Regions from separate parts of the Homo sapiens genome. Here region 2 is linked to region 1. A link is a contact called in ENCODE Hi-C or POLR2A ChIA-PET data. All regions are on one chromosome and are shown on one strand. Each heading gives the region's core, a stretch centred on a gene start or an enhancer-like site at or near the end of the contact. The rest is flanking DNA. Distances are from core to core; before and after follow the strand shown.

The links. A loop is a pair of places that touch in the nucleus more often than their neighbours do. ChIA-PET counts read pairs that join two places held with the same protein, here RNA polymerase II (POLR2A). Pooled maps may share reads with other maps.
Region 2: a loop to region 1 is called in a pooled map, with 2.5 times the contacts of the local background. The contact joins two enhancer-like sites. A Hi-C loop is called at or near these places in 3 of 50 pooled maps. POLR2A ChIA-PET finds 5 or more read pairs at or near these places in 3 of 52 experiments (CD4-positive, alpha-beta T cell, Caco-2 and activated B cell).

Annotation. Positions count from the first base shown.
Region 1 is chr2:232,312,644-232,320,143 of GRCh38, forward strand. The region is part of intron 14 of DIS3L2 (DIS3 like 3'-5' exoribonuclease 2); the gene reads left to right. Among named protein-coding and RNA genes, the nearest start is that of ALPP, 62 kb to the right of the region's middle. RefSeq lists an enhancer at 2,726-2,895. Within about 2 kb of position 2,933, at least 22 of the 41 ENCODE cell types and tissues checked have a DNase peak (open chromatin) inside an H3K27ac peak, as active enhancers do.
Region 2 is chr2:232,208,372-232,215,871 of GRCh38, forward strand. It overlaps DIS3L2 (DIS3 like 3'-5' exoribonuclease 2), which reads left to right. Exons shown (of 21, transcript NM_152383.5): 10 at 1,955-2,034. Among named protein-coding and RNA genes, the nearest start is that of MIR562, 39 kb to the left of the region's middle. Within about 2 kb of position 3,865, at least 2 of the 41 ENCODE cell types and tissues checked have a DNase peak (open chromatin) inside an H3K27ac peak, as active enhancers do.

The DNA.
Region 1 (7,500 bases), core at 1,683-4,182:
TTGCTAGGATTTATATTGAGATTGCTTTGAATCCATATGTCAATTTGGGAAAAATCAACACTTTTATGATAATGAGTCTTCACAAACATGGTACCTCCCTCTATTTAGAGCTTCTTTAATTTTTCTCAATATAATTTTCTGTTAGAGATCTTGCTCATGTTTCATTGGATTTACTCCTAGGTATTTGATTTGTGGTACTATTTTAAATGGTATTTGTAAATTTAATTTTCTCTTTGTTGCTAATACAAGGAAACATGGTTTATTTTTGTTGACCTTGTTATCAATTACTTTCCTGAATTTATTTATTAGGTTCAAATAATTTGTAGATTTTTTTTCATAACAATATTTCAGTTCAGTGTAGATGCTTTTTTATTTCCAGTGTACCTCATCATGTCATCTGCAAATAATGACAGTTTTACTTTTTCCTTTCCAATTCTCATGCCATGTATTTATTTTTCTTGCCTTATTGCACTGTACAGTATTTCTGGACATAATAATAATAGGCATTTATGTCTTGTTCCTGATCTCAAACAGAAGAGTTTTTACCACAAACTCACTCTTAGATTATGAAAATGAAAATTTTTACTGGTGTTCTCTTTAGTATACACTTTATTTTTCCCCAAGATGAGTTTTCAATTTGGGAACTTTTTTTTAAGTTTTAAGTGGTGATTTATGAGCTAGGAGCTAGGAAAATGATATCTGATTTTTTATTTAAATGAAAAGGAACTAATGTTTATCACAAGACTGCTACTCCTCATTTTAACCTTGTGAGGAGGTTTTGCCTTGGCCATTTTACAGAAGGATCTCATGGCTGTACATTTGAACAAGGATTCAAACAGATCTGTCTGACTTCAAAACCCATGCTCTCTTTACTGCTCCCTGATTCCTTGGTAGAATATTGAACGTGAACCCACGAGGTCGTAAAAATACCACTTTTGTCATAGATGACCGAGAGAAAAGTTGCTAAACTATTATTGCCTCACAGGTATATGCAGCATCTTTTCCTTTCCCCAGTAACCTCCTACCCCAAATCTCTTTATATCCCTGTGTTTTAGTCCATTTTCATGCTACTGATAAAGACATACCTGAGACTGGGCAGTTTACAAAAGAAAGAGGTTTGTTGGACTTACAGTTCCACCTGGCTGGGGAGTCCTCACAATCATGGCAGAAGGCAAGGAGGAGCAAGTCACATCTTACAAGGATGGCAGCAGGCCAAGAGAGGGCATGTGCAGAGAAACTCCCATTTTTAAAACCATCAGATCTTGTGAGACCCATTCACTATCATGAGAACAGCATGAGAAAGACCTGCCCCCGTGATTCAGTTATCTCCCACCACGTCCCTCCCACAACACATAGGAATTATGGGAGCTACAAGATGAGATTTGGGTGGGGACACAGAGCCAAACCATATGACACTATCACCTGCCCCATCCCACCTTTCCCTGATTTCCATTGCCATGGAAAGGAGCCCTCTGGGCCTGCCTGTGGCCCTAAAGGGCTGCAGCCCTCCTCAGCACCGGCCCAGCACCCACTGGGCCCAGTATAGGGCATTCTCCAGCCTGTGCTGTCATTCTGTCGCCTGTTGTCTGGTGCTGGGAGGTAGGATTGAAGGCTTTCCTCCTGGGCGGGCTGCTCAGGTTGCAAGGTAGATCCTATATTTTTAAGCCCTGTAGAGTCTCAGCTGTCCCATTTTGAGGGTTATGCATCCTACATGGGTTCACAGAATCCCTTTCGCTGAGACTTGGAGGAATGAAGAGGACAGAGAGGGTCGAGACCCAAACCGAGCAGGCCCCGGAGGCCTCAGGGCCCTGGGGCTGAAGGGAGCTCCCTAGCCCGAGAATGCCCCTCACTATTCTCACACTCCACCTTTTGCAGCCCAAATACCCATGGATGCCCCAAGAGATTTCCCTATGAGACAGAAAATTCTAGAACACCAGGAACTCTCAAAACTAGATATTTCAAAACTCTTAAAGACCTTAAAGAGTAAATGTTTTCATTGTCGATTTAACATAGAGTTACATTAAGCAGCTAACACTTTCCCTTTCTTGAATAAGATTTCCTGTCTGTCACGTTGCCATTTGCTTTCTTCATGTTTTTGCGATGGACTGCAGCTCCCTCCATTCTGGGGAGCCTCCTGGCGCTGCAGCAATCCAGCATGACTCGGAGCTCTTTGATTTTCTTTCCCAGTTACTTTATAGCACATGAAGATGTGTTCTTACCAGTGACAGAGGGTCGGTGAGAATGACCATTTTTGTTTTCCGTATATCTGTACCTGCCACATCCATACCTTTCTCAGAAGGTCCTGGAATGACTCGTTTCTCTCTCTGCCTCTCTGGGTATTTCTCCAACCACAGGTTTGCATCCCCAGGGGGAAGCCAGCTCTCTGGTCCCTCATGCTAAGCTTTTTAAGCAGATAGTACTGCCAGGCGGTCTTTAAACCCAAGGAGGCTTGCCCCTTCCCAAGACTTCAAGGAGTTCTAGAAGAGACTGTGATATTCAGGCCAGGTCCCTGTTTGATGAACAGGGACACTCAATTCCTGGCAAGTGGGGTGAGCGCCTCCAGCCCTCCCCACCCCCATACCGGTGTGCTGGCCCAGACCCAGGGCATATTCAGGTACTTAAAGTAGCAAATGTCTCTGCTGTAAAAACCCTCACTCCGGTACTGAAAGCCCAGAGCCCAGGCTCAGGCCACAGAGGTCTGAGATATACTCTCAAGGAGGTTAGCCCATAAAAGAAACAGGTCATAGGACTGCATGTTGGGTTTGAGCCTGAAGAAAGGTGCCCATGGTTGTCATCTTCTGTGGCTGCCTGGCAGGTAACCAGATGTGCTTGGCTCTCTTAGCTTTTGGCTGTGCTATCTGTGGGGTAGTGTTTCTGATCTGTCTTCACTGCCACTCCCAGCTCTCTGAGGCTTTGTGGCTTTTTCTTGGTGGTTGGGCAGGAAGCCTCTAGAGCCTGAAGGAATTGCTGTGCTTGATGACAGGCACAGGCTATCAATGGCTATAAATCGCCTAGTGGCTGCTTCACGTATTGAAGAAGAACATGTTTGCTGTCTGTTCTGCGGATGCTTCTCTGATGGCCGGAACACAGCTGCGAAAAGATTTCGTAGAGTGACTCAGAGCAAGCGCCCAGCTCATGCCCACTGAATTAAGCAAGAGGAAGTGGCCAACTTCCGCAGCTGCTCTGAAAGCCCAACACAGCAAGGCCTGGCTGAGATGAACAACATAGATCATTCCACTGACTTTGGGCTACCCCCAAGCCAACCCCATGTGACCCCACACCTACCCCAAAGCTAGGTGAGACCCAGGGTCCACCCTCCAAGCCCGGGTTACCAGTAGGGGGTAGGTGCCAAACTGGAGAGTAGACTGTGATGAATGGGTAGCAGAGATGGCAGAGGACATGGCTCATCACCTGGGGTCGGGGACCCCGCTCTCAGCAGCTCCCTTCCCTGAGTGCCCTGGCATTGGTGTGTCTGTGTGTTCGCGAGCCCTGGCATGCCACTGCGGCTTCACAGTAGCCTCCTGGGCAGCGGCTCATCAGCTTCCAGCACAGCCTTTGTTGTTCTATAAATCTGTTAATGTTTGTGCTACCTAGAATAAGAAGGAAGGAGTCATTCTACAGAGAGGATTTATTCTTCCAGGCGCCAAAACCTTGTTCCTTACGATTATGTCCTGTTCTTTAATGGGGTCCCCTGTACTCCACAGTGTCATTCGCCTCCACACTAGATGTCCACACAATGCTGTGTATTTTCACTGATTTTGCTGGGGCCCTGCCCTGTCTTTGTCTCTGCCTTTACAGTCAGGGCCAGTTGTCACTTCTCCGTGGCTGTCCGGAGAACCTGTAGCACCCTCTCCAGCCACTCCAAGCATGAGGCTTTGTGGGGAGCGTGGAATCTGTGAGGAAGCCGAGGCAAGCTGTTAGGATTCTGTTCAATGGGAGGAAAGGCTCTGAGTGAGGTGGGAAGGAAGGACTTCCCAGGAGGCACACTTGGGTTCCCGGCCCCACCTCTGCGCTGGCTGCCCACAGGCCCTGCTTCTGCCTATTTCCTGGTTCTGCTTCATGTTTCAAAGACATAAGATCAAATGTGATTAAGTTTTAGGTAAGCAAGATATTGTGCTTATTATTGAATTGTTCTTCTTTAGTTTAACAGCCCTCCAGTTTAATCTAAATCTGTTTCCTGTCATTAAGTCTTTGGTGTAGATAAAAGATCAGTTAGCTGGTCGCTATCTTTTGTGTCATAAATCTTCTAGGAAACCATTGTTGTGATTTTTCATTGTACCGTTCCTGAAGAGGAAGGAACTTTTCATTCCTTTGGGCTTTTTTCCTGGTGAATTTCCCAGCTGTTAGTGTCATCGAGCTTAACTCTCACATCCTTAAGGCAGCATTAGCCTCAGAACCACCAGTACCTCGCTGTGTGCCCTGGGAGGCAGGTTATTACCCTTGGCTTCATGACCCATGGACAGTCCTTGCAATGGAAGGGAAACACATTTGTGGGTAGAGTGTGGAGAATGTGTGTGAAAGGCTTTCCTCGCCCAGGCAGTAAGTGCTGCGGAAACAAGCCACTTTTTATGCTAATAAGATTTGGACAGGGGTTGGGAGGTAGGGGAGTGAGTGTGTGTTGATCTGATTCCCTGTGCCCAAGAGCAAGGACAGTCACTTCATCCCAGCCCCTGCACAGTGTTGGGAACACAGAGGTGTTCAGCAGATGCTGGACAAATGTCTCCTGGGAGTATGCAGTATTTGCTCTTTTTTCCTCTCATGTTCTGTGTTCCTAACATTCTTCTATTTTGGCGGGGTGGGGAGGTAGAAGGTAGGCAGAGTCTCACTCTGTTGCCCAGGCTGGAGTACAGTGGCCCGATCTCTGCTCACTGTAACCTCTGCTTGCCGGGTTCAAGCGATTCATGTGCCTCAGCCTCCCGGGTAGCTGGGATTACAGGTGCCCTCCACCACGCCTGGCTAATTTTTGTATTTTTAGTAGAGATGGGGTTTCACTATGTTGGCCAGCCTGGTCTCGAATTCCTGGCCTCAAGGGATCTGCTCACCTCAGCCTCCCAAAGTGCTGGGATTACAGGTGTGAGCCACCACTCCTAGCCTCTTCTATTTTTTAATTACACCTCTAATTGTCTCTGAATTGTCACTGAATTAATTGTCTCCTTAATTCAGTGCAGAAGGTTTTCATAATAACACTAATATTTATGGAATAGTTAACAATAGGTCAGAGCTTATAATGTTAAATAAGATAACAAAGTTTATCTCATTTAATCCTCACTAGAATAACCCTGCGAGGTAGGTAGAAGAAGTTAGAGAGGTTAAGTAGTCTGCCTAAGGTTACCCAGGTTGTGTGTGGTTGACAGTGCCCTACCTTTCCCCCCTGACTTTAGCAATACAAGAATACTGGCAAGTTGCTGCTGCCCTCTGGGCTCTGTTATAAAGTGAAGCTGCCGATCCACAATGGAGAACCCACTCCTGCAAGGCCAGGCCTCCACAGAGGCCAGAGGCCAGAGGCCAGTAGTGGTCGGGGTGCCCAGGAAGCTGGGCTCAAACAAGGGTAACTTGCAAGAATCTTCAGGAAGCCCTTATATTCAGAATTGTGTTCTGTGCCACATGGGCCCTTTCCCACCATCAAACTTAGAAAACGACCCCTAGGAAAGTCCTCAGAGTTCATGGAAGGGCGCTGAGAAGTCTGCCCACACCCTCGTGGGTTGGAGGACCAGTTTCGCCAAGTGTTCTCTGGCCCAGTTGTAAACATCATTCGTTTGCTTGTCCAGCAAACATTATTGGACGCCTATTAGTGCCAGGTACTGCACTGAGCACAAGAGAAGGGCCCAGTTCCTTCCCTTGAAGCCCACAGCCCATCGAGGAAGACAGGTATGTAAGACAGCATTTGCAAGGGGGTGACAAAGGCCAGGGGGGAGGTGAACAAAGGATGCAGGGAGTGGCTCTCAGTGTTGTGAGCACCCCGCATGGGAAGGCCAGCGCGGCAGGGTGCTGGGTGCTGTTGCCCTCTGCTTCTCCCGGCTGGAGTGTCAGTGTGGGACCCTGTAGGCCCCAACCCACCCCAGGGGAGGCAAGTGAGAAGGTGACAGGACAGAGTCATGGGACAAGAACCAGAGGGAAGAGGCCTGGCCAAGCCCTGGAGAACTGAGCAGAGCAGAGAGCCGCCTCACCAAGCCTCTGTGTTCCATCTTGTCATGCTTGTTGGAATGAGGAGGAATCCCTAAAGATCATGGATAGAAGGAGAATGGCTCTTCTTCCCACCACCTCCCCACCGTCTCTCCCTGAAACCCCAGGAGCATTCCAGATACAACACAGGGCGGGGGTCTTCCCTTCATGTTCCTTGAGTGCAGTGGCCATGGCCACTCCTTTCTCAGAACTCCTACTGCCAGTCTTAGCACTGCTGGCCTCCATACCCAGCAGGGAGGTGTGGTCTGCTCCCACATGGCTGGCTGGGCCATTCCTGGGCAGATGGTATCGAGTAAGGAGCACCCAGTGTCTTGTGTGGTTGGCACACAAGACACTGTGGTGGTTGAGAGAAGCAGAGGGCAACAGCACCCAGCACCCTACCACACTGGCCTTCCCATGTGGGGTGCACACGACACTGTGTGGTTGGCACACAGTGGACACACCCTGGACTGCATGCTACGTATAAGCATGTCCTGGTGAAACTAGCAGCCAGTTCTTTGTTTTGTTGCAAATGACCATTTGACAGTACTTCCACAACAGCCAAACATGGCACATGAGGAACTGGGCTTGAGTATCACAAAGATTTACTGGTAAATGGACAGGCATAAGCACCATTAATCAGACAGCACAGTTACTCTCCATCTTGGTGGCTGCACAGCTCAGCGGACCACACAGGGCCCTCCTGGGGTGTTGGGCAAGGCCTCCTCCCAGGCAGAGGCAGCTGGACTGAGGCCAGAGAGTTCTGGGTGCTACAGCCTCTACCAGGAACAACAATTCTCACCCAGGGGAGGCCTGAAGGCTGCCTGGGCTTGGCTGCCTGGGCTTGGCCTAACCTACCTGTGAAGAAGCTCCCAGATTGCTAGTCAGCATCCCAGGTACCAGGAGAGCTTTCTTAATGCATCTGAAAATCCTGGATAAACAGGGCTGCCCTCTGCAACCCAGGCTGCCCTACAAGATGGGCTTGGCCTCCAGAGTGGTAGCTCAGGGAAGCAGAGCCCTCAGGTCCAGTCACGCTTTGGCATGGTCTGGCCTCACCATCTGACTTACGATTGACCCAGCCTGCCTGAAAGGACTCAGGGCCTAATCCAGGTTGTTCTGGTCTTGGTTCTCAGGTAGAATGAGAGTGGCGTCGGGGAAAGGGCTGAAGTCTTCACACAGGCTGTGCGAGAGCACTCAGCAGTCTTTGGTTGACTTTGGGTAGGAGTGGAGATGAAACCCAGCAGTCTTATGGTTTTCCCCGCCCTCCACCCCACCCACCCTACCCCTTCCTGTGGACAAAGAGAGGGCAGAGCTGGGGCCTCAGTGCCACGTGGGGTG
Region 2 (7,500 bases), core at 2,615-5,114, 100 kb before region 1:
ACAATCTTGGCTCGCTGCAACCGCCACCTCCCGGGTTCAAACAATTTTCCTGTCTCAGTCTCCTGAGTAGCTGGGACTACAGGCGTGTGCCACCATGCCCGGCTAATTTTTGTATTTTTAGTAGAAACGGGGTTTCACCATGTTGGCCAGTCTGGTTTTGAACTCCCGACCTCAGGTGATCTGCCCACCTTGGCCTCCCAAAGTGCTTTGTTTTCTTTTTGAGAGTGGCTCTTTTCACTTAGTTCAATACCTTTGAGATTCATCCAGGCTGTTGCATTTATGAATAATTTGTTAATTTTTGTTGCTAAATACTGTTCCATTTTGGGGGTATACCACAGTCTGGTTATCCATTTACCATTTAAGATTACTTTTTGGGTTGGGCATCGTAGCTCACACCTGTAATCCCAGCACTTTGGGAGGCCAAGTTGAGAGGATCCCTTGAAGCCAGGAGTTTGAGATCAGCCTGGGGAACAGAGTGAGATCCTGTTTCTACAAAAAGTTTTAAAACTACTCCAGTGTGGTGGCATGCACCTATACTGTCAGCTGCTTGGGAGTCTGAGGTGGGAGGATTATTTGAGCTCAAGAGGTTGAGGCTGCAGTGAGCCATACAAAAAAAAAGGTTATTATTATTTTTTAAACATTTGACATTTCTGAAATTCTGAAGTATCTTAAAATTAATGTATATATTTAATGTGGTGGGGTTTTTATTTCTCCAAAAGCTATTACAGAATTGATGGCGCATCTTATAATTAATACTCTCTTAGGATGGAAGTATTGTGGTTAGGATTAGAGAGGGCTGTTGGGAGTTACTAGGAGTAGGGTAAGTGGACAGTTAAGAGTCGGATAGAGAAAGGTCCCAAGAGCTTGTGGCAGGCCAGCATTAGAGCAGCTTGGCAGCCTCTGAAGACAGGGTCTCGCTCTATTGTCCAGGCTGGAGTGCAGTGGCCCAATTATAGCTCACTGCTGCCAAGGAGGTTTTGAACAGAGGAGCAACACCAGGGAAGAAGTCTTTAAGAACAAAGCCTGTCTTACCATGGTTAGTACAAGTATGGGCAACATCATCAGTGTTGATGAATGAGGAAAAGACAGAGAAATGGTGGCAGTGCACTGCTAGTACTGGATGGAGTGGAGGAAGAACCTAGGAAGCAGTGAGCACCGACTAGAGTGTGGCATGGGGGCAGAAGGGCAGTTGCTGCAGAATACCCCAATCTCCAGGCAGTCCTCGGGCAGGAAAGGCTGGAGGTATGGAGAGCCAAGGACAGCTGCTGCCAAGATCTTTAGGTGTTTACATGGTGGGAATGGGTGGATTGAGTCAGGCATGCTATATGGGAAACTGTAAAACAGAATGAGAATGTCTGGGAGTTTCACAGGGTAAGAGTGTGATGTTCGTAAGGATATTGTGCAAAGATAAATGGGCACATGGTGTACTTGGTATGAGCTTGGTTGAAATATATAATTATTCTGTGGAAACAAACTGTGATTTGTGCTGTTTCCAGGTAGACTTCTATTATGGTTAACTCTACGGCCCAAAGTTTTTTTGCGAAGCTTATTGTTGGGTCCCATCCCCCTGTATCACAAGTCACTGGAGAAGGATATTTTACCAAAGTGTAAATTGAAGAGTAATTTACCAAAGTAACTTGCCCCTCTTGTTGGCCAACTCTTCTTGAGAAGCCTCGTTCATGGAAGCAGCCTGATTTTCACCCACTCACATCTCTTCTGGCTTGGGGTGAAGGAGAAGTAGGTGCCAGTTCACACAGAGGAAGAGAAAGTCACTCACCCATTTGTCTCTTCTCAGTCTCACATTTAACTAAAGATCTCATTCTCGTAGAAGTTATTTTTCACTTTCCCTAACAGAGCACATATGCAAAATTCACTGTTCTTTAAAGCTGTACTATGGTGGGGTAAAGTTGCTATTATTTGTGGCATTGCTAATTGTTTCTTCACTCTTTCCTAGAAAAGACTGTATCTTCACCATTGACCCATCAACCGCCCGAGACCTCGATGATGCCCTCTCCTGCAAGCCACTCGCTGACGGTAGGATGGAAATTTCTATAGCATCTTGGGTAGCAGGCAGTCTGCATGCCTGTGTGGTTAGCCTGGCTGCCCTGTGCTGCCTAGGCAGCATACTGTGCAAGGCTAGGTTTGCTTCGTGCCTGAACTTGCCATAGGCCTCTGAGCCTTTACAACTATGTGACCTTAAGATTGTGTTCCTGTGGTGACATTGGTGAGGGTGAGAATGAGAAATGTCCTCCCACTAGACTCTTCTTGGGCTTCAGAAGGGGCAACAGTGAGTGCTAAAGAATGAATTCCAAGCCTTGGCCCTTCAGATGGTTCCAGTGTTGGTGTAAGGTATCACAGAAAGAAAGCTTGTAAGGGCTCTGCTTGGGAGAGACATAGGGTTCTTTACCTGAATTTAACACCAAATAACGTGATTGAAGGGGTACTCTTCAAAGGCATGCTTCTCGGTGGGTAGCAGGAACACCTTCCCTGAGAACTGCCTCTCTAGGGCTGAGCTGGAGAAGCTTGGGCTACTCCCAGTAGGTTTTCATCTATCCAGCAAGTTGAGAAAGGCAAACTGATAAGGGCTCTTTAAACATTCTTTTGGGATGTTACTGAGCAGGTAAAAGTGGGATTGAGGCTAGTTGTCTTTGGAAATTATAGTTGGAGGAAGGGAATGCAGCAATTGACTCTCAAAGAAAAAATGTGTAGGATATGAGAAAAGTGAACCCTTCCAATCCCTCCTCCTCCTCCACCTCCCCCTCTCCCCCTCCCTTCCCCTCCCCTCCTCTTCTCAACAGAGTCCCACTCTTTTGCCCAGGCTGGAGTGTAGTGGCATGATCATAGCTCACTGCAGCCTCAATCTTCCAAGCTCAGGTGATCTTCCCACCTCAGCCTCTCAAGTAGCTGAGACTACAGGTGTGTGCCACCAAGCCTGGCTAATATTTTGTATTTGTGGTAGAGATGGGGTTTCACCATGTTGTCCAGGCTGGTCTTGAACTCCTGGGCTCAAGTGATCCATCCACCTCAGCTTCCCAAAGTTCTGGCATCACAGGCGTCAACCACCATGCCCAGCACCCCCAATCCCTTTTCTAATGCCCCAGATGTGCTGCTTCTAGTTTTTACCTACTTCTTGCCCCTCTCTAGGGTGGCTTCTGGGTGACTGCTTTGGCTTTGGTCATCCTCAGAGATGGCCTTGGCACTAACATGGCCTTTGACATTTGCCCAATGTGGACATCCACCCTTGCAGTTTCAGTCTGCCACCAAGCGTTGATGGCCTAGTGGCCTAGTGTTTTAAAACATTGCAAAGATGTTCATATTTCCCACTGACACAGAACGCCGTAGGTTCAGTATGTAATCTCTTCTCTACTATAATAGATGGGGAAGCTTAGTAGATAGAAGGCTGAGAGATAGAAGACATTGCCTAAGACTGGTTTTATCTTCCTTGAAACTATGGGCAAGATTGCTCAATATTTTCTTTTTAAAAATTAATTAATTAATCGATTTTTAGAGACAGAGTATCACTCTGTCACACAGGCTGGAATGCAGTGGCTCATTGCAGCCTTGAACTCCCAAGCTCAAGCAGTCTTCCTGCCTGGGCCTCCCAAAGCACGAGCCACTATGGGATTACAAGCACGAGCCACTGTGCTGAGCCTCAATATTTTCAACTAAAGAAAACTGAAAGAAACAAGAGAAAAGGTCCCCTGGAAATTTTAGAGAAATTATATCTTTTTAAAATCCAAAATTGAAGCAGCCTACTTCAAAAAGCAAGTACTGGCTTGATTTCTTACATTCTTAGCAATCTCTGTTGCATGCAGAGGCTTAGGCATACCTGCTCGGCATATAGACACCACTTCCCTGAGCCACAGTGTGGAAAGTGCCCCTAGGCTGAAAGCCAGGTGACCGTGGACCTCATTCCTCATATTTGCCTTACCTCTAGGTTCACACCTCTACTGTTTGTGTAATGCTTAGACACAATTGCTTCATTTGTTTTGTCCATTTTCATAGTTGATAATAGCAGACGGATACATCTACTACCTGTTCCTCTGTCTCAGCTGGCCTGGAACCCTGCACCTTGCAGGGTCTCCAGGGAGCAGGCACATGTCCTGCCGTACTCACTGCATACACTGTGGTTTTATGTCTAGGGCCCAAGTGTGTCAGCAGAGGTTTCATAAAGGAAGTGGTCAAAGATATGATAGGAAAGATAGATTGGGGACAAACTCGGGACAAATTTTCAGACCAAATAGTGTTTTTTGTTTGTTGGACAATGGAAAGGCAAGCAGATGTTGTTCAGCAAGAGAGCATTCAAAAAGAGGAAAATAATTTAGCATTGCAAGGAAAAGGAGAGAAACTAGAGGCTGGGGAATGAGTCAGAGAAATATTGCAATAGTTGTGGACCTGGACTAGATGGTAGCAAAATCAATAGGGGGGGTTGGAGTGGGAAGGACAGATGTGAGAAAGGGATAATGACAGAAGAATCTATGGAAATGAATGTTGGGGTTGAGGGAGAGGAGTCCAAGATGGTGCCAAGGTTTCAACCTGGATGACTGGGAGATGGAACCCATAAGTTAGAAATGGGAATCAGGAGTACAAGCTGGTTTGGGAGAGAGTATGTTGGCATGGAGTTGTCTGTCTGATGTTATTTATGTTAGTTGCTGCAAATTCTTTGTAGGGGAGCTGAGGTGTGTATAAACAAGCTAAATAGATGCAGTCCGTGGAACTATATACAAAGAGCCCGGGAGGAGAGGAAGCAATGCACCAAAATGCAGTGATTTCATTCGAATGATGGGATCATAAGTGATTTTTTTTCCTTTCTCTAGTTCCCAAATTTTTATAATGTGGCAATAATAGTTGTATAATGAAAAAATTTTGTAATACAAAAATATTATGAGGTGCCAGAAATCACAGGCCGCTCAGTAGCCTACTGCACCAGGTGATCAGATACCTTCCATCCACTTAGTTTTTCTTGCATTCCTGAGGAGCAGTTTGGCAGAGCAGCAGGAAAAGGACATGGAAAAGGAGTCAGGGAAGACTCTGAAACGGCCTGAGTTGGTCAGGCAAACAGTTTTATGGTGGCACTTCTACAGTTGGCCTTTGTGACAACAGTTTCTGCCAGGGCCATTTATCCAAGGAGTTGAAAAGGGAAAGTCAATTCCAGTTTGGATTGGGGTGAGGTTGGCTAAGTTCAGGTTGAGGTAGTTACCAGTTCATGTCAATTCTTGCTTAGGGGGAAAAATGTTCAATGCTTCAAAAAACAAATAGTGTTTTCTCGGTCTATTTATATCATCTGTAGTTTTTTTTTTTTTTTTTTTTTTTTAAGTGTAAAGTTTAACTTTCCTTTGGTTTCATTAAAATTATCTGAATGACCATTCTGTGAAAAGCAGACAAATATAACATACCTAGTCCTTACTTTCCCTTTTGGTAGAGTTCAGATGTACTCCCAGGACTTGTTACCAGTGTCTGTCAGGTGAGACACTCCAGTGATCAATTCAGCAAATCACAGTGACCACCTGTCTACCAATAGATCATAATTAGGTTGCAGGCGGAGGAGAGGGTGCCACCTATCTTCATGAAATCTCAGCTTGGAAGGGATTCTACTGGTTTCCAACCTGGTAATTCTCCACTTTTCTTATCCTAAAAACACACTTCAGGAGAACACTCCCATGAGCATTACCCAGCAATGTAGAGTTTTTCACCTTTGTTCAAGAAAATATTTAGTAATGTAAGTGAATAGGAGTGGCGTTATAGTGATAACCCAGAATCTGGAGACAGTAAATCGTGTGCCTCAGTGTTTTATTATTGTACAGATCACTTGCAGCATACCTCACAGCTGACCTCAACGCTGAAGTGTGGGAATGCCACAGTTGTCAGATCACTCTCTGGTTTTCGAATTACCTCCACTGCATCCACTTATGGAATGTCCAGACTGCATTTGAACTTTCTACCTTAGAGGCAATTCATTCTGCCTTAAGATTGCTTGACTATTAGGAAATCCTTCCCTGTAATGATCTGAAACAGTGCTCTCTTCCTGTAATTTTCCACTCATTAGTCCCATTTATGCCTCTCGGGCCCCTATAGAACAAATCTAGTGTCTCATTTGACAACCTATCAGTTACTAGATAACAGTTATCATGTGTCTTCTGAGTCAAAAATTCTCAACTTAGCATCCTAAATATTCTTTGGTGTCCAGTGGGTTATGAGGTGTGAGCCCATCTCCCATGTCATGGAGTCACTTCTGCTTTTATGAAGTCTGAAGTACATGGCTACCTGTATCCAGACTGCGCCTCCCTGGCTATCAGGGCCTACTCTCTCCTTGCCAGTTCCTCCTTATTGGGCAGGACTGGGTTCAGAGTAACAGCTACCCATTCTGTTCAATTAGTCAAGCATTGTGGCTTTGCCTTAGTCTCTGAGGGAAAATTGTCAGCCTGACAAGCTAGGACCTTTATTCGCTTTTCGTTGATTCAGGCTCCCAGCAGATCCTGCAGGAAATTGAACTTCACTTCTCCAGCATCTTGTTTCTCTAAAGTTGTATTCTCTAACATGTACTCTGCTGTTGAACTTACAGGGTTACCCTAGCCCGGCCTTAGAAATGAATGAATGGGAATGGGGAATGATGGTTAATGGGTTTCAGTTTCTTTTTGGGTGACGAAAATGTTCTGGAATTAGATAATTGATAGTTGCACAACTTTGTGGACATACCAAAAACCACTAGGGGAAAAGGAGTGAATGAATAAATGAATGAGAAGAAATAAACATATCCACTTATCCTTGAGGCTTTCTGGAAATTGGAGTTTACACCTTAACCACAGTTTAGCAGAGGTCTTTATGGAATGCCCAGCTGGCTATCATAGTCACATCCCTCGTGTCCATCTCTCCTCCTTGCTGCTTTCCTCTCTGAACCATGAAACTACAGCCCCGGGTGCACAGCCCTCTGCTCTGCTGCCCGCTCACATTTCCCATCCCCACAGAGTGCAGCCCTCTGACTCAAAAAAAGAAGGGTCTGTCCCACTATCTGCATAGAAAATATTTGGTTAAGTTAGAACAGCATCCAGCCTAAGGGGCCTCTGGGGTGGACATTACCTACTGTGCTCAAGGAAGCACCAGTCTTCCTGCCTGGATTGTCTCTGCAGCCTGCCTGGTTGCATGACATTTTTTGGGGAGGATGGAGCAGACAGCTTTGTTCCTGGGAGCCCATAGCAATAAGGGAATAGAGTGAGAGTCTAGGAGCAGTGCCTGTAAGGATTTCAGAGAATTCCTAATAAACTCTCTGGCTCCCCAAATGGCTGTGTTTGTCACCTGCTGAGAATTTCCTATATTGACTGATCACCTTTGGAGGCAGTGAGGAAGTAGGAGCCAGAAATTCTTGTGTCCCCCTGTGTGCCAGGCTTTGGCTAGAAAACCTGAGGGATAGGATGGGGTGGTAGTTGTTTTAAAGAGCAAAGGGCTGAGATGAAGTCACTGGACCTGCTACTGGGAAGAAACGGGACATGTGAGAGCCCTGGG